Linked DNA regions of Homo sapiens: region 2 is linked to region 1. Evidence: chromatin contacts called from ENCODE Hi-C or POLR2A ChIA-PET data. All regions are on one chromosome and are shown on one strand. The core of a region is the stretch at or near the end of the contact, and the rest is flanking DNA. Distances in the headings are between cores, read along the strand shown. Region 1 has its middle 76 kb from the start of TAMM41. Region 2 overlaps VGLL4 (vestigial like family member 4).

Region 1 (6,724 bases), core at 1,503-4,002:
ATGGATTTAGCATCTAGGTTGGGCAAGAAACATTCTGCTTAATTAAATGTGCATACTGTTATAAATTAATGAAATCACAGCTAGAAGCCTACTGGCTCATGGAGAAAACAAGCTGTTGAGCTACTCAGGGTCAAGTTTCCAAGTGTCTCCATTACTGCTTGTTTGCCAACAGGTCTGGATGTTCTGCTAGTACTTGATGGTAGTCAAAAAAGAAAATGTCGGGGTGGGGCTGGGCACGGTGGCTCACGCCTGTAATCCTAGCACTTTTGGAAGCCAAGGCAAGAGGACTGTTTGAGGCCAGGAGTTCAAGACCAACCTGGCCAAAATAGCGAGACCCCACCTCTATTTTTTAAATTTTATAAAAAATTAAAAATGTTGGGAGAAAAATAGTTCACAAAGTGCTAGTCATTAACTAGCTTTTTTTTTTTTAAGCAAATCAAAAATAAAATAAGCAATACTTGGGGGCTTTGGAATCAAAAAGACCTGGGTTTGGCCAGGGATGGTGGCTCACACCTGTAATCCCAGCACTTTGGGAAGCTGAGGCAGGTGAATCACTTGAGGTTAGGAGTTTGAGACCAGCCTGTCCCATATGGTGAAACCCCAACTCTACTAAAAATATAAAAATTAGCTGGACATGGTGGTGTGTGCCTGTAATCCCAGCTACTCGGGAGGATGAGGCAGGAGAATTGCTTGAACCCGGGAGGCGAAGGTTGCAGTGAGCTGTGATCGCACCACTGCACTCCAACCTGGGCAACAGAGCTAGACTCCATTCCAAAAAAAGAGAGAGAAAGAAAGACCTGAGTTTGAATCAAGAGTATACCGTGTGACAGCAGGCAAGTTACTTAATCTCTCGGAACTGCCTCCTGTTCTTTAAGATGGAGACGATAAAGACCCTACTTGGCAGGATGATTCTCAAGATTAGCATCAATGTATGTAGAGCCCCTGGCACAGTGCCTCACCCTGAATAGGAGGCTTAATAAAGGAGGACAACTCTATGAAAAACATTATGGGGATTTCTCAAAGAACTAAAAATAGAACTACCATTAGACTCCAATCCCTTTACTGGGTATCTACCCAAAGGGAAAAGATGCATGCACTCATGTGTTTATGACAGCACTGTTCACAATCGCACAGATATACTGTCCATCAACCAAGGATCAGATAAAGAAAATGTGATACATACACACACCATGGATATACTCAGCCATTAAAAAAAAGAATGAAATCACGTCTTTTGCAGCAACATGGAACTGGAGGCCATTATCCTAAGTGAAATAACTCCGAAACAGCTAGATACCGCTTGTTGTCACTTGTGACAGCTAAACAATAGGTACATATGAACACACAGAGTAGAAAAACAGACACTGGGCTGGGCACGGTGGCTCACGCCTGCCATCCCAGCACTTTGGGAGGCCAAGGAGGGCGGATCACGAGGTCAGGAGATGAAGACCATCCTGGCTAACACGGTGAAAGCCCGTCTCTACTAAAACTACAAAAAAAAAAAAAAAAATTAGCCAGCTGTGGTGGCAGGCGCCTGTAGTCCCAGCTAGTCCGGAGGCTGAGGCAGGAGAATGGCATGAACCTGGGAGGTGGAGTTTACAGTGAGCTGAGATTGCACAACTGCACTCCAGCCTAGGCAACAGAGAGCGATTCTGTCTCAAAAAAAAAGAAAAAAAGAAAAAGAAAAACAGACACTGGAGACTATAAAAAGTGGGAGGGGGTGAGGGTTGGAAAATCACCTGTTGGGTAAAGTGTTCACTATTTGGGTGATGATGGGTACACCACTACACAATATACACATGTAAGAAAAATGAACCTGTACCCCTTAAATATATAAACTTTTTAAAATTAAAAATAAATAAACAGGCCGGGCGTGGTGGCTCACGCCTGTAATCCCAACACTTTGGGAGGCCGAGGTGGGTCGATCACCTGAGGTCAGGAGTTTGATACCAGCCTGGCAAACATGGTGAAACCCCATCTCTACTAAAAATACAAAAATTAGCCGGGCGTGGTGGCGGGCGCCTGTAATCCCAGCTACTTGGGAGGCTGAGACAGGAGAATCGCTTGAACCTGGGAGGCGGAGGTTGCAGTGAGCAGAGATCACACCACTGCACTCCAGCCTGGGCAACAAAGAGCTAAACTCTGTCTCAAAAATAAATAATCCATCTCAAAAACAAACAAACAAATCTGGCCACTGTACTCCAGCCTGGGCGACAAAAAGCAAAACTCCGACTCAAATAAATAAATAATCCGTCTCAAAAACAAACAAACAAATGAGGCAACAGAGACTCTGAAAAGAGCCCAAAGTCATCCATCAGGTTTGCCATGAGCCAGACGTAGAATCCCAACCTCCAGCAGCCTCCCCACCATGCGTGCTGTTCTCTTCTGCAAACCCAGGGCCTTTCTAAAACGCCCAGCCCGTCCCTGGAGGCCACAGGTTATTGCCTGTGTTCTCTTCTCTTTTGATAGCCAGCCAAGAAGAGGGAACGCAGGGTGACTCACCAGGTGAGCCAGTCCCCCATCCCTAGTGTCTCTTCCTGTTCAAGGAGGCACCTTTTGTGTTTCTTGTTATTTTTATTCCTCCCACTGTGGCTGTGCTCTGCTCAGATAATTCATAAAGGGCGTGCCTGTTGCTGCCTGAGGCCGCAGCTTGAGATGCTGACATCCAGACCACCTAGAGCAGGGAGGGACCTGGGTCCTAAGCCTAGAGAGAACTGCAGGGGAGAAGGGTGGACCAGCTGCCCGCCTCAGGGCTGCGGAGAGCAGGTCTGGGCAGAGAGGAGGGAACTGGGAGTGAAGGGGGTACATGTACCCACTTGTCTGCGAGCCTGGCCTGGCCCTCCAGCCCTCTGGGGAGAGACACCTGGGACTAGGGGGAGACAGGAGCTACACAAAAGAGGACCCTAGAAATGATGCATAGTTTTCACTATCTTGAAGACTCTGTTATTTAACACATGCCTCCCCTGCCCCCATGCTTGAAGGATGTTGGTAGGCTGTCGCTCGTACTTCTGTTCCTGCTCTAAGCGTGCTCTGTTCACGCCCAACACACCTTCCTGGTATGTGGCTCAGCCGGTCTCAGCTGCCAGCCAATCGTTCCTGACCTTCCTATTATGTCACCAGCAGCCAATCAGAGCTTCAGATCAGCACGCGCTCAGCAGTGTTACTACCCTGAGTTGACAGAATCGTAGCCGAGAGCAAAGAAACCACAGCTTTCATCAGCAAGCAGAGCATTTTAAATGGCTTTTTGAAAGCCAAAAATGCTTGCAAGTCGACCTCATTACTACTTTGGGAGAAATCCCAGTTGAGAGCCAGTGATCGAAACTGCCCCCTTTATTTTGCCCAGCAAGGGGAAGGGGCTTGGACAGAGAGGTGCAGGAGTTGTTAGAGAGGCTGGACCAGACACCCCCGGTCAGCTGCCCTCCAGGGTAGTGGTAGGGTGCATGTTTTTATGGGGCCACTTATGTACTCCTGAACTTTCTCTGTGTCTCCACCCCACACTGACTGATGAGCAGTCCACACATGGATGCCAATTTTGCAGAAGAGACGGAGACAGAGTCTGTGCAGCCCCACAGAGGCCAGAAGAGGCACCTGCTTCTCGCTCTCCAGCTCTTAGAGTGCGGGACCAATCACACATCTCCCCTGTGGATTCTATGAGATTGAACCAATTCTTCTTTACCTCAATTAACTGGAATCAAGTTTTCTTACATCGCAGACCAAATGAGGCTTTTCCAAGACTTTCTACCTTGTTTTCTAGGCTTCTCCTTGCCTGGGCCTGTGAGTTCCTTGGCAGGCTTGTCACAGATAGAAGCTCCACACCTCCCAGGTGGCTGCAGTGGCTGTGAGTGATGCTCTTTGCATAACTAGGTGTTCTGCCTGCTTTGTAGGAAATGCGAGCTGGGCCGTGAGGCGTGTAGTCACACTTTCCAGCACAGCCGAGGTAGAGGACCTGACTCCTCTTGAGGCTGAAAGATACCCTCTGCCTTGGTTGCACTTCCCTCACCCCATTCTGATTTTCTCCATTCATGAGAGAATTTCCACATAGTCAGTGGTCTCCTTGCCTTCATTCCCACCTTAGTCTAATATAGGAGTTGGTAAATGATGGTCCTCAGGACAGATCCATACCTCCTGGCTTTGTAAATACATGTGCATTAGAACACAGCCGGGTTCTTTCTTAAATGAAATACTTAAATGTATTGTCTTATGGCTGCTTTCACACTACAGCAGCAGAGTTGAGAAGTTGTAACAAAGACTGTGTGGTCCACAAGGCCACAAATATTTACCCTTTGGCCTGCTGACCCCTTAATCCATCCAACTGGCTGCCTGTGAGTGATCTCTTAAACCTCAGATCGAACCACACCACTCTTCTGCTTACAAAAAAAAAAAAAAAAAAAATCTCTTGGGAGGCCAAGGCAGATGGATTATTTGAGGTTAGGAGTTCAAGACAAGTCTGGCCAACATGGTGAAACCCCATCTTTACTAAAAATACAAAAATTAGCTGTGCGTGGTGGCACACACCTGTAATCCCAGCTACTCAGGAGGCTGACGCAGGAGAATCGCTTGAACCCGTCAGGTTAGAGGTTGCAGTGAGCCAAGATCACACCACAGCACTCCAGCCTGGGCGCAGAGTGAGACTGTTTGTAGATGGATGCTCCTTAGTGAGGCTCTTCATGACGTGGTCCACTCCCTTCCACTCCTCCCCTCCACCCTCTGTCTCTGCTCACCCTCGGCTCTCACATCCTCAGCCATGCCCTTGACCAGGCCGTGCCTGATGGCTAGAATGTCCTTCTCCTTTCACCATCTGTCAAATGTCTGAATATCTCTTAAGACCAAATTCAAATGTCACCTCCTCCTGCACCCCTTCTAGGTGCCTAGCAGAATTACCTGCTCCCTCCACTGTGCTCCTAAGCTCTGTGGGTAGATAACCATCTGCGACCGCAATGACATATTTATGTGTTTCTCTCTCCCACTAGATAGTGAGCTACTGGAAATCAGGAACCTTGTCTCATTGCCTTTTCTGCCCTGCCAGGAATGGAGCTGAACCATTTGGATAAGTCAGAAGCAGACTGTTACAAAAGTGCCAGGAGGACTATAACATCTTGTCTATGCCATTTCTGATAATCAACTAACTGGTTTCTCCTTCTTCTCTAAATTTCCTGGTGTCTGGAATAGCATAGGTACTTGGAAAATGAATGAGTGAGTATGTAATTGCATAAAACATATGTTTTTCTTCTATTCTAACATAAAATTGTGGGAAATACCTTGTCACATTCACTTTGTCATCAAGTACATTCACGACTTTAAAAAGGATTTGGCTGGGTGCAGTGGCTCACGCCTGTAATCCAAACACTTTGGGAGGCTAAGGCAGGAGGATTACTTGAACCCAGGAGTTTGAGACCAGCCTGGGCAATATAGGGAGACCCCATCTCTACAAATAATTTTTAAAATTAGCCTAGTATGCTGGCACATGCATGTAGTCCCAGCTACTCAGGAGACAGAGGTGAGAGGATTGCTTGAGCCCTGGAGGCAGAGGTTGCAGTGACCTGAGGTCACGCCACTACACTCCAGCCAGGCTACAGAATGAAACCCCATCTCAAAAAAAAAACAAAAAAGTTTTCCACCTACATCCAAAGAAGATATGCAAATGGCCAATAAGCACATAAAAAGATGTTCAATATCATTAGCCATCAGGGCAGTGCAAATAAAAGCCACAGTAAGATGCCACTTCACACCTATTCACCCCCACAGGTGTGAAGTGGTGTCTTACTGTGGCTTTGATTTGCACCCATTTTGATCTATAATCAAAATCTATAATCAAAAGGACAGATGGCCAGGCGCGGTGGCTCACGTCTGTAATCCCAGCACTTTGGGAGGCCGAGGCGGGCGGATCACGAGGTCAGGAGTTCGAGGCCAGCCTGAGCAACATGGTGAAACCCCATCTCTACTAAAATTCAAAAATTAGCCAGGTGTGGTGGCACATGCCTGTAATCCCAGGCACTGAGGTGGCTGAGGCAGGAGAATTGCTTGAACCCGGGAGGCGGAGGTTGCAGTGAGCTTAGATTGCACCACTGCACTCCAGCCTGGGCAAAAGAGCAAGACTCTGTCTCAAAAAAAAAAAAAAAAATGCACAACGTGTTGACAAGGATGGGGAGTAAGTGGAACCCTCGTACATTGCTGGTGGGAATGTAACATAGTAAAGCTACTACAGAAAACAGTTTGATAGTTCCGTGTAGTCATCATATGACCCAAGAATTCTGCCTCTAGGTATATATCCAAGAGAAATGAAAACATGCATCCACACAAAAACTCATGCAGCAATATCCATAGCAACATCACAACATCATTCATAATAGCAAGATAGTAGAAACAAGATAAGTACCCTGGCTGGACCTGGTGACTCACGCCTGTAATCCCAGCACTTTGGGAGGCTGAGGCGGGCAGATCACTTGAAGTCAGGAGTTCGAGACCAGCCTGGCCAATATGGTGAAACCCCGTCTCTACTAAAAACACAAAATTTAGCCAGGCATGGTGGCACGCGCCTGTAGTGCCAGCTACTCGGGAGGCTGAGGCACGAGAATTGCTTGAACCCAGAGGGCGGAGGTTGCAGTGAGCTGAGATCATGCCACTGCACTCCAGCCTGGGTGACATAGTGAGACTCTGTCCCAAAGAAAAAAAGATACTCTACATCAAATAAGAGCTAAAATCAGTGAATCTATCAATATCCTGG
Region 2 (6,724 bases), core at 2,304-4,803, 150 kb after region 1:
CATTGTATCTATTTTTAGGGTACAATTCGATGTTTCTTTTCTTTTTTTTTTTTGTTTTTTGAGACGGAGTTTCACTCTTGTTGCCCAGGCTGGCTTGCAATGGCACGATCTCGGTTTACCGCAACCTCTGCCTCCCGGGTTCAAGCCATTCTCCTGCTTCAGCCTCCCAAGTAGCTGGAATCACAGGCATGCACCACCATGCTTGGCTAATTTTGTATTTTTAGTAGAGATGGGGTTTCTCCATGTTGGTCAGGCTGGTCTCGAATTCCCGAACTCAGGTGATCTGCCCACCTTGGCCTCCCAAAGTGCTGGGATTATAGGCATGAGCCACCATGCTGGGCCAATTTGATGTTTTAATACATATTTATGTTGTATAATGATCCAGTCAGTGTAGTTCTTGTATTCATTACCTTATCATTTATTTGTTGTGAGGGCCTTCAGAAGCCTCTCATGTAGCTATTTTAGAATATGCAATCTTTTACTGTTAACCATAGTAATCCTCCTATGCACTAGAGCAGCAGAATTTATTCCTCCTATCTAAAGTAACTTTTGTACTTTAACCTTTTAAAATGTCAGTGCCTAGCAAGATGCTTTGTCCTCTTTCAATGTGTGATATGTTTATATCATCCTCTTTTGAATTTCTGTTGAGTTTATAGTCTGTAATATACATTTGGCAGTTATATCACTTTGTATTTTATTGTCTTTAATGTAAATGTGACTGATGAAAAGCAAACAAATGTAACAACCTACACATCTAAATAAGTAATAGTTACCTTGGAAAATTACACATTTAACGTAATACTGCGATGATCTTATTCTCAGAACATTGATTTTTTTTTTTTTTTTTTTTTTTGAGATGAAGTTTCACTCTTGTCACTCAGGCTGGAGTGCAATGGCACGATCTTGGCTCACTGGAACCTCTGCCTCCTGGGTTCAAGCGATTCACTTCCCTCAGCCTCCTGGGTAGCTGGGATTACAGGCGCCTGCCACCACGCCCGGCTAACCCACGCCCAGCTAATTTTTCTTTTTTTTTAGTAGAGACGGGGTTTCACCATGTTGGCCAGGCTGGTCTCGAACTCCTGACCTTAGATGATCCAACTGCCTCGGCCTCCCAAAGTGCTGGGATTACAGATGTGAGCCACTGCGCCTGGACACATTGATGGTTTTCTCACCAGTGGCCAGTAATTTAAAAACCGACAGAGAGAGAGAGAGAGAGAGTGTGTGTGTGTGTGTGTGTGTGTGTGTGTATAAAACAAACACAGTGCTTACTCCTTGCCATACTTATACATAAGTATGCCTATAAAGTGAAGAGCTAGTTTTTTCTCTGTCATTCTGAAGCCAGTTCCACAAGTGGAGTTTGCAAGTGTCTTTTAATCAGTGGCAATTTTATTTGGAATAGGGTCAAGTCATTCTAGTATGACTACATTTAAGTGATAACACTCGTTTGCATGTTTGCCAAAAAATAATCCAGTTTCACTGCCCCCCACCCCCACCCCCAGCCACCCTATCTAAAATATGAATTCCTTGAGGGCAAGACATCTACCATCTCTTGTGCATCCCTTCCACCATTAGCACTTCTCTGTATTGTGCACATGATTTGAGATCCTAGAGCTCTTTAGAGGGCTGAGACACTTTTGGTTATCATGCTAGGAAGACTGGCTTTGCCTTCCTAGTGCTTGTCTTCCTTTGTTGAGCTTTGCAAACCCATTTATATCACATGGAGTAACGGGCTGTTTGGGAAGTTTCAGCCAACTGTTCTTTACTTCATTTTATGGATGATGTGATACCCATTTTGTCTGTAAGTGGCTTTCTGTAGAATGAATGCCCCATTCTCATTGAAGAGGTGGGATAACCATAGCTCTTAGCCACCACAATGTGTTTAGAGCACTGTTCAGGGAATAGTCATGGTACCTTCAAATATTACTGCCTTTCAAGGTAATGAAATCTCCAGCTCTGCCAGATCTTTTGTGTCATGAGAAAAAACCAAAACAACTTAGTTCCTGCCCATCCAGGGCTTATCTTTGAAGTAATAAGAGGAGAATGAAAGACTTGAAGAAAAGAGTGGCACTTGGATACATTTCCACCCACACAGGTACTTGTTTTGTTTTGACTTTGTGTGGTCTGTTTGTGTGCTTGCAGTGTATTTTTTTGGAAAGGTTGTGTCTTTGAGTTCAAAAGAATTTCCTTTCCGTATTTGATTCAGCTTCCGTATTTGGTTACCACTGCAGTTGTGACAGTTGCTTGACTAATTTTTGCAATGCCCAGGGCTCATTGAGATTCTTGGAAAGGTGAAAAGCCACCATATTTACTCTCTCCAGTGCTGGCTCTCTTTCTGCTATAGCTTTTAAAAGATGATAGTTTCTTTAAGTTAAGATTTTTAACAGCTTTGCTGAGATATAATTCGTACACCATGCCATTCATTCGTTTAAATTATACAATTTAATGGTATTTAATATATTCACAGAGTTGTACAGTTATCACTGGGATCAAAGTTTAGAACATTTTCATCACTCCCGGAAGAAACCTTGACCCGTTTCACTCTCCATTCCCCCGTCCTGCTGGTCCCTGGCAGCCACAGATCTACTTTCTGTCTATATAGATCTGCTTATTCTGGGCATTTCATATAAATGGAATAATACAATATTTGGTCTTTTGTTACTTCATTCCTTTTTATTGCTGAGTAGTAGTTCCTTGTATGGCTGTACCACATTTTATTTACAAAAAAAAAAAATGTTTTTAAAGAAGCAATACTAGCTCCTGGATAAAGGTTGGGTTGAGCAGTTACACAGACTACAATGCTGCCTTCACTAATCTTTAGCTGTGAAAAAGGAAGAGAAAAACATGCCATTTTGTTTGCTGATTTGCACTTGAACCCCAGCAAAATGTCATGGTCCTAACCCTCTGGTGTAACCTGTCTGGAGCAATAGCATGGTTTATTTTTAGAATCTGAGTGACATTTTCTGTTTGGTAATCTGTCTAATTTCAGATGGAGCTATAGATATGGATATAGATAAAATTTGGCATTTTCAAACTTGTACTTTCAAAGACCTTAGAACCAAATGTCATTCAGCTGAAACCATAATGTATTATAAACTACGTCTTCTAGAGTTTTGTTGTCATAGAGGCAAATGAGATGCCAAATGCTAGCAATCCTATTTAGGAGGCCTACTATTAGGATTTAAAAGAAGTGGACTGCCAGAGATGAATTATGTGACACAGATGCTAACATCTAGTTATTATGAGTGATCCATTCTGTCATGAGGTAGCACTTGAAAAACAACCTGGGACAAAAGAACAGGCCTCTGGCACTACTGAATTTTTGGAGAGAGAAACCTTTAGAAGTTAGCATGTGGTTCTTTCTGGACATGTTCATTGCCTTAGTTCTTCTTTTGCAAATATTTTGTAAATATTCATGAAGTGAAATGAGATGTTTGAGAAGGCAGATCTGCAGATCCCCTAAAGAGCATTGTCAGTTATGCTGGGCTGTTCCTACCCTATCCCTCTGTTTACCTGCGGCGGCCTCTCAGAGCGTGATCGTGGTGGCTTTGTGGTGGTTTTAAATGTAATCGTGAGAAGCTAGCTGAGAGAATGCTAGCAGTGTTCCTTCGGATCAAGTTGAGACTAGCTGGTACAGTTAAGCCTAAGTTTCTTTTTGTTTCTTTCCTTGCCCCTCTCATTTTTCTAGACTTTGAGAAATTTACAGTTTGGTAGTTAAGGACTATGTTTGCAAGCCTAATTCAAAGCTTTTGGGGAATGAGTTGTTTTGTTGTGCAAAAGACAAATAGGAAGTATATGACTGTATGCCTTATAGGAATAGAAGGCAGCAGATAGTATAGCTATTTTCCATATGGGGAAACTGAGGCATGGGAGGGTTACTTAATGAAGTCCCTGATCTCTCAAGAGGCAAACATTAAAAAAAAAATTAGAGAAAGACGTCATTATTTGAAAATAGAGGTGAGCCCTCCTAAAGCTGGTCTTGAGCTGTTTCACGTGTTAGTGCTGGCAGGAGGTAACCAGGACGGCCTAAATCTTGCTTTCTGAAACTCGTTCATCAGGCATTTCCTGAGTGGATGTGAGTACTGAGATACATCATCAGTTCTCCCATGTGCCACGTCACTGCTGACACGTCCTTAGAAATGTCTGATGTGGTGTTGGCTGATCTTGGTATTGATCAGTTGTGAAAGTGGAAGAGGCATGAGAAGAGACACCTCTTGGGGCACGCTAAAATGACATATCGTGGGGGTCCCTGGACAACTTTTTATTAGGACTGGAGCCAGACCTAGGAATATGTGTTTTAAATAAGTCTTTTAGGTGATTCTGACGTAGGTCATCCAGGAACTCACTTTGGAAAGCATTGTACTAGACATGAAATAGGAGTGGCTGGATGAAAAACAATAAGGAAAATTTGCCCCGGTGCTGTGGCTCATGCCTGTAATCCCAGCACTTTGGGAGACAGAGGTGGGAGGATCACTTGAGCCCAGGAGTTCGAGACCAGCCTGGGCAACATGGTAAAACCCCATCTCTACAAAAAATACAAAAAATTAACCAAGCGTGGTGGAGGGCACTTGTAGTCCCAGCTGCTCGGGAGGTTGAGGTGGGAGGATCACTTGAGCCTGGGAGGTTGAGGCTGCAATGAATTATGATGGCACCACTGCACTCCAACCTAGGTGACAGAGATCCTGACTCAAAAAAAAAAAAAGAAAATTTTCACAGATTGGTGAAATTAAACTGAGAACCACTTTTGCTTTACATATGAGCTCAGCAGAGCCTTTAAATCACGATCAGGTTTAATTTACTATCTAATTTTCAGAAATACATTTGTCACCTGCAGACAGTTAGACCTAGACAGTTGTAGAAATTTTCAGCATTCCCAACTTACAGAAAACCCTGACAGAAAGAATACACAGCTGACCCTTGAACAATACCATCTGAACTTCGAGGGTCCACTTCGACTCAGGATTTTTTTTCAACCAATTGCAGACAGAAAATATTGCAGGATGTGAAACCCATGTGTGTAGAGGCCCAGCTTCTCCTATAAGCGGGCTCTGCAGAGTGGACTTTGAGACTTGGGTATGTGTGGATTTTGCCATTGGTGGGATTCCTGGAACCAATCCCCTGAGTATATATACCAAAGGATGACTAATTTCTCTTTAGTATACAACACCTAATTTTCACTCTGCTGAAAATAAAATCCTTTGCTGCTTCTGTTCCATGGGCTCTTCCTTCTGTTCCTTCCAGCCAGTCGACAGAGCCTTGATGTGATCCCAGTGGATGACCTGTTAACTTAGTGAGGGGCTTTGATTCTGTGTGGGTTCCTGTGGATGCTAGGATTTGGATATGTATGAGGTGACATCACTTTCTCCTCTGTCACCAGCATTGGAATCCATAACTAAAAGGTGGATGGTGAGTAGCCATCCACCTTTGGCAAGAAAGGTTGCTACCTCAGCTATTTAAGATATTTGCTCAAATACCAAGTATGTAAGTAAATGGGTAATTCCAAGCTGGAACAGCCCAAGGAAGCGTAAGAAAGGAAATACAAGAGCCTTTCCAGGTTTCAGTTCTCAGTCCAACAGATGGAAGCCTCTCAGTTACATGAGCTCACATCTGTCTCTCTGATTTGACAGAGCTCGTGCCATCAAAACTGGAATTGCTAATTCTATAATCCCTCGAAAGCATAATTGAAGTGAGACTGACAAAGAGCTACACCCTAAAGGTTAATGGCGCAGAGAGAATAAGGGGCCTAGAGAACTAATCGTGAAATATAAATGTCAGTGGCTGCAAACCACTCATCCATTTAATTTGCTAGAAGTTAATATAGTCTTGTAGACCCCAAATTAAAATGTTTCAGTTTTGCTTTATTTCTTCATTACTCTAGTCCCCATTGACCTTGTGTCAAGACGGAAACAATTGAGGAGCATTCTAGCATGGGAGCAGTTTTAACAATCATTGTCAGCATGGCTTTAAAGAAAATAGGCTGGCCAAACACACATTAGGTTCTGCCATCTAGTAATAGTATGATTTTTTTTTTTTTGTAAAAACCATTAAAATAAGGCATTGGGAAGACAGATTGAATTTCTGAAATGCCAGAATGTCAGTGGTAAATATCACTGTTATTTATTATCCAGGAGTTTGCTACCCAGCTATCGGTGGTGGGTATCTAGCAATGGCTGGGGCTTCAGCATAGGCTGGCTTATCAAGAAACCGGATGGGAAGATAATGGCATTTAGAAGAACATTTGTAATCAAATTCGTAAGCTTTGTAAAAGATGTAAGATGAAGGTTAGGTTTTTGTAAAGGTTTCTTGTTGGTACCTCTGAAGGCTGTAGGTAACTATAATAATAGATTTGAAGGAAAAGACAACTCATAGAATGGGAAAATATTTTTATAAATCATGTGTCTGAGAAGGGACCTGTATTGAGATGTATAGAACTCTTACATCTCAACAGTACAAAGGCAGATAATCTTATTTAAAAATGGGCAAAGGATTTGAATAGACAATTCTCCAAAGAAGATAAATGGCCAAGAATTGCAGAAAAATATGCTCAACATCATTAGGAAAATGAAAATCAAAACCACAGTGAGGTCTGCCTACTATGGATGGTTGAAATAAAAAAGACAATAACAAGTGTTGGTGAGGATGTGGAGAAATTGGAATGCCTCATACGTTGCTGGTGGGAATGTAAAATGGTGTAGCTGTTTTGGAAACAGTTTTGCAGTTGCTCGAA

What was found. A loop is a pair of places that touch in the nucleus more often than their neighbours do. ChIA-PET counts read pairs that join two places held with the same protein, here RNA polymerase II (POLR2A). Pooled maps may share reads with other maps.
Region 2: a loop to region 1 is called in a pooled map, with 7 times the contacts of the local background. The contact joins two enhancer-like sites. A Hi-C loop is called at or near these places in 7 of 50 pooled maps. POLR2A ChIA-PET finds 5 or more read pairs at or near these places in 3 of 52 experiments (PC-9, activated CD4-positive, alpha-beta memory T cell and activated T-cell).

The regions. Positions count from the first base shown.
Region 1 is chr3:11,767,024-11,773,747 of GRCh38, reverse strand. It overlaps a transcript of TAMM41 not described here. Among named protein-coding and RNA genes, the nearest start is that of TAMM41, 76 kb to the left of the region's middle. Within about 2 kb of position 2,752, at least 15 of the 41 ENCODE cell types and tissues checked have a DNase peak (open chromatin) inside an H3K27ac peak, as active enhancers do.
Region 2 is chr3:11,621,725-11,628,448 of GRCh38, reverse strand. All of the region lies in intron 1 of VGLL4 (vestigial like family member 4), which reads left to right. Among named protein-coding and RNA genes, the nearest start is that of VGLL4, 19 kb to the left of the region's middle. RefSeq lists an enhancer at 3,944-3,993. Within about 2 kb of position 3,553, at least 4 of the 41 ENCODE cell types and tissues checked have a DNase peak (open chromatin) inside an H3K27ac peak, as active enhancers do.